2 separate regions of the Homo sapiens genome follow, and region 2 is linked to region 1. The links are chromatin contacts, found by Hi-C or POLR2A ChIA-PET in ENCODE. All regions are on one chromosome and are shown on one strand. Each heading gives the region's core, a stretch centred on a gene start or an enhancer-like site at or near the end of the contact. The rest is flanking DNA. Distances are from core to core; before and after follow the strand shown.

Evidence for each region. Hi-C counts contacts between places; a loop is a spot of excess contacts on that map. ChIA-PET counts read pairs that join two places held with the same protein, here RNA polymerase II (POLR2A). Pooled maps may share reads with other maps.
Region 2: a loop to region 1 is called in a map of Caco-2, with 10 times the contacts of the local background. The contact joins two enhancer-like sites. A Hi-C loop is called at or near these places in 3 of 168 maps with a recorded cell type or tissue (Caco-2, Right ventricle myocardium inferior and esophagus muscularis mucosa) and 7 of 50 pooled maps. POLR2A ChIA-PET finds 5 or more read pairs at or near these places in 2 of 52 experiments (OCI-LY7 and activated T-cell).

The regions. Positions count from the first base shown.
Region 1 is chr4:57,442,195-57,444,894 of GRCh38, reverse strand. All of the region lies in intron 4 of LINC02380 (long intergenic non-protein coding RNA 2380), which reads right to left. Among named protein-coding and RNA genes, the nearest start is that of LINC02380, 18 kb to the right of the region's middle. Within about 2 kb of position 1,379, at least 3 of the 41 ENCODE cell types and tissues checked have a DNase peak (open chromatin) inside an H3K27ac peak, as active enhancers do.
Region 2 is chr4:57,500,653-57,503,352 of GRCh38, reverse strand. No RefSeq gene overlaps it. Among named protein-coding and RNA genes, the nearest start is that of LINC02380, 76 kb to the right of the region's middle. Within about 2 kb of position 1,417, at least 2 of the 41 ENCODE cell types and tissues checked have a DNase peak (open chromatin) inside an H3K27ac peak, as active enhancers do.

The sequences.
Region 1 (2,700 bases), core at 130-2,629:
TGGTGGTATTGATAAACGAGCAGTGAAAAATGCTTTTGAAATTAAAGCTTCGTCCAGCCAGTTCATATATGGGTCACAACTTCCTCTCTTTGCTGTTGGAAGTTTATAATGAGGTATAGTGTAGTATATCTCAGGCCAGCTTCCTTGGCATAGATGGCAATTTCTTCAGTCCAGAACTTACAGTTCTATTTACTAAGATTCTGGGTCACATCCAACTTGCAAGAACTTTGCATCCATCTCCTTGAACCCAGCCTTGGGGTGCAAAGAGACAAACTCCTGGTCACCTTACTCCTTACTTATCTGTCTCCTGCTCCAAACCATGTGATGCCAGATGGCAAAACCATGTCTTATGAATATCCATATCCCCAGAACCAAGCCTAGTGCTGGCATGTAGTAGACACACTATCAGTATTTGTTTAATAAATTGATTTAAAGATAAGTCCCTTGTTCTTGGAAGCATTTCAGCAGTCCCCACAGGAAGATGAGGATGGGCAGTTTTGTTTTTGATGAGGAACCAACAGCACAATGTGCATGGTGACAGATGGCACACAAGTCAATGGCACACAGCTAGCAAATCAGGGTGGTCCTGCTGGAAGGGGAGGTTAATAACGCCAATGGTTACTGCCATCTGTTGTATTTAATCCATTTTCCCTCTCAAGACAGAACATCTTGGAGAAACTAATGCAGCACAACATTCTTATACTTTCTTAAGGTAAACTTTCCTCTCTGCTTATAGAAAGGGAGCTCACTGCTGACTGTGGGGATAACAGAACATGGTGCTTAGAGACAGGGAGGAGAGCCAGACTTCCTGCGTTCCAAGCTCAGCCCAGCTCTGCTAATCACTAGTTACATGACCTGGAGCAAATTGTTTAACCTCTCTGAGTCTCAGTTTCTTGATCTTAAAATACAAGGCTTATAATATTACCTCCCTCAAAGGAGTGTTGAGAGGTGAGAATTGAATAAGGTAACATGAGTACAGCATGTAGGGCATGCTTGGCTTGGGATGTGCTGTGTCGGTGTTTATTTAGTAACAGTATTATCCAAGTGTGATGTTGGATGGAAGTCCTGTAGGATGAGAATAAGGGGAAATGCCAAGAGGGAAAACCAGCTAGTGAAGAATGTCCCTGTATTTCTGGCCACCGTGGGCCAGGCCTGGCGGGGAGCAGTAATTATTGTAATTAAAAGCAAGTTTCAGTGTCTCAGAGACCCAAGTAGGATGGAGCCACTTGTCATAGGTTTTGCCTTGTGAGAAGGCAACGCTGTAACAGGCCACAAAATTGCTCTAACCTTCCGTTCCTAAGTTGTCACATGCTGCCGGATCGATGCCTCCCTGGCACCTGCTATTGCCAGCAATTTCGGCGCTCTTTCAACAGTACCTCTCTGCTGCTGCACCCATGCCAAGAACAGCTCAAGGGGCTGATAAAGAGACCTAAGTGCTAGGGCCACACAACCCAGGCTGACAAGAGGGCAGGGGGAAGAGAGGCTGGGGGCAGGGGGGAAAGGGAAGTGAGAGAGATGGAAGCAAGGAAGCCAGTGGCTGCGGGAGTGCCCAATCTTGTTTTAATATCCTTCTGACCCCAGAAAGAGAAATGACAGTGGAAAGCTTGTTAACAGCAACAGGACACAGAGCCAACCCTTTCTTTTCTCTACTTTCCAGGAGGCCCAGGTGACACAATCGCCTGATTTGTGTTCTCTGTGCTCCCTGGTATTTGGCCTACAGGTCTCTGCATTTTCTCTCCAACCTTTTAAAGCATAATAACAGACCGTGCCTTTCTGAAGCATGTGTTAGAGACAAAGAACACAGGAATATGTCATTTTCTATAAAGGCCAGAAAGGGTGTTGTGACCAGCGAAGTGCTAAAATGACATTTGCACTTAGGTGACAAACAAGCCCATTCCATTCCAGGTAAAGACCAGAGCTTTTTCCAGCAACAGTAAAACACAAGAAAGTAAAGGCTGCCCTCGTCAGGGTGCTCTGGGGATGACAACTGCTGCTTCAGAAGGCAGCAAGTTGCACTCTGGAGACAGACCTTGGATGAAAGATCAGGAATGAAAAGCCACATCTGCTTTCAGGTGGACGCTGCCTAAGGTCTTGTCCTTGAGCAATATTCTCCCAGGCACCAGTGCATTAGGAAAGAAGCAACAAACCAGGAGAGAGTCTTGTTTAAGCTGCCTGCTCACATAAGCAAAGTCTTTGAAATATGACTTTAAATAAACTGAACTTGAGAAACAAGATTTCTAATACTACAAGAATCTGTGAATAGGTGCATTAGACTGATACAAACTGTTAGCTGAATCCAATGCGTTTTTGGATGAGGGAGACAAGCAGCCATTCTCCACACAGCTAAAGAAGAAAAAATATGAAAGTGGCAGTTGAGAGGCGTAGGAACAGGAACACTCCTGGCTCCATCACAAGATTTGCTGCCTGAAATTGGGCAAGGTACTCGCCTGCTGTTGGACTCAGTTTCTTCATCCGTAAAATCAGGTGCCTGGCTGAAGGATGCCTGAGATTCCTTCCAGCCAAGACATGTTATGATCCATGACCTTCATTTTGTACTCTCAGCCAGCAGTATAAGTGCTCCAAAAGAAATAAATGGAGCAAAGAAAAGAATAAAATAAAATAAGAACGTCACGCCAGCCCATCCGTTTTCTACAACCTGTGGGCTCACCCCAATTGAGGGTCCTTGGAGTTAGGGCAAAA
Region 2 (2,700 bases), core at 168-2,667, 58 kb before region 1:
TCTTAAAGGGCACAGTACTCTTTAGTTTTTTGCTCTAAGTATTATGGAGTCCAGACAAGACATACCTGGGTTTGAATTCTTACCCTCAGTGAGGGTGATCAAGTCATTTAACTCCTGTTTTTCAGTTTCCACAGTGTAGAAGTAAAGCTATAGTAATACCCACTTCATTGGAATGGGCCATGGAATCTACATGTTTAGTGATCTCTCCTTGATGATTGTTACGCACACTGATGTTTCAAATCCTCTGCTTTAAAGCCATGCTTTTAAAAATAGCAATAGAACAGCAAATAAAATATTTCTAATACCCAAAGTAAGTGAGTTAATGTGACTTTGCTGAATTATTACCCTGGGTACACTTCGCAGATAGATTTTTCTTTAAATCACAAATAGATGTTGGCATATGCAGCATGTTTACATTGTGTGTGTGTGTGTGTGTGTGTGTGTGTGTGTGTGTCTTCAGCAAGACAAAAGAAAGAAATAAGGAGGAAAGAAAGAAAACACCCACATGATTCAAAGTGGATTTTTCCATTAAGTGTCTGTTGGCGGTAACTGCATGATAACACTTGTGAATATAACACTAACGATGCAGTTGCCTAATGGTCCCAACACAAATAATGCAGAAAATTACAAGTAATGCAGATGCAGACTCAATTACCACTGAATGCAGGCAAAAGGCAACCGGAGATATAACACGTGTCATTCTATGTTATCCCCATTCCTTCTACTCGGTTAAGACAGTCGCAGGGCTAGAGAAATTCCCTTTTTCAATTATTTTCCATGTCCTCTCAAAAGCATTTCCCTCCCCCAGGTTCTTTGGCTCATCCCAATATTGGGGCAATAGTTATTTGCATAATGTTCATATAGCCTAATCCCTATCATGAAACAGCAAAGATATGCATACTGGTTTTAGAGGAAGAAATTCATCTGTCTTGCATGCTTACTAGAAGTGAGACTCAGTGATTGATAGGTATTTGTATACATATTATTTAATTTTTTGATTGCCCTACAAAGTAAGTATTATTATGTCCATTTTAGGATAAGAAAATTAGATGCTCAAAAAGTTCAAGAAATTTAAGCAAGTCACTTGGGCTGGTAAATGACAGTGAGATTCCAACCAGGTTTGTCTGATTTTGAAAATTCATGCATTTTTTTACTACAAGGAATAAAGCCAGACGCATTGAAACAGCAAAGTTTCAGAGTTCCAAGCAACAAAATTCATACTTGGCAGGCATAAGCAGTAAAGGAATTTTACTGAAAGACTGTTAGAAAGTTCACAGAATCGTTGGGAGCACTGAAGAAACATGCTGGAGTTTCCCAGACAGGAGCAGTGCTTCATCATACCACAGAACTCATCTACTGGAAAAAATAGCCACCGGCAGAGCCGGCGTGGTCATGAAAGGCTGGGGCTGACATCACTGCTGGAATACCCTGGGAACTCAGGCTCACTGCTACCAAGATCACTTCCAAAGAGCACTCCCTACAATCTCTGCTTCTCTGCATGACTAAGCTCCCAGGTATTTAGTCCTTGCTTAACACTTTATCTCACTTAATGTATTTTGTAGGTATCCTCTCATTTATTCCTCACAAGGTCACTATGGAAGTGTACTCTGTTTATGCTCAATTTGCAGACAAGGAACCAAAGCTCAGACAAGTTAAGAGACTTACCCACGATCACAAAGCCAGTAGGTGATGGAGCTTCTTAACTCACATGTGTTAGTGACATGCTTTCGTGAAAGGGCCATCAGGGTTTTAGAACCACAAAAATCTGAGTTCAAATCCTCACTCTGAAGAAGAAGAAATAGTCTAGAACTATACATCTAATTGGTAAAGAGTAGTTCATGTGGTGATTCCCTACGTTTGAGGGAGGCTGAGAGCTAGTATCTGACATTTAACAGCATTTTTTAGTGAGAGACTGGCTCTGCCTCTCAACTACACTTATGAAAATCACAAAGCTTGTGTAACCTGGTTAACCTTCAGAATTTAGTCTCTGTCAGTGTTCATTAACAAAGCAAGATCTGTTTTTCAAAGAGAGAATAATTACTTAATGAAAAGAACATGGCTTTGCTCCAAAACCCTAGGTATTTCCACTCTGATTCTCCTATCTACCACAGGCTCCATTGAACATCTCAATTTGTTTCAGACACTTTGACCACTACTGGTTGCATTCACCACCTAGTAAGAGTGAAAGAATTACTTTTACAGCAGTTTAGACTTGTTGGGGTAGCTTCTTTTGCTCTAAACGCCACCAAAAAAAAAAAAAAAAAAAAAAACTGGTAGCTTTTGTTATCATGAGTCATATGTTGCATACATTGATTCCAAAATACAAAGAGCCCTTCAATCACTTCTTCCTTATCGATGGAGGGTAAAAAGCCTCACAATTTTTTTTTCCAATTTGAAGACATTTCCAGACAATTCTCAGACCACTAGAGCTTCAGAAATTTCACCAGAGTTACAGATTTCTACATGTTAAAAAAGTTATCTCCCATCCTCTAGCAATTAAGTATTCTCCAAAGCATCAAGGCATCTAGCCTATAGACCCTCAATATAGTACACAAACATGGTTTCCTGTGTGACGGTGAGACAATGAAAATCCCTGCAAACTAAATTGTGGCACAGAACTAGAGAACTGCCATAACTCTGAAGCAAAGGTGATAGGGACATCACTTCTCACCCTACCAGGTAAAAGCAAACCTCTTCAGG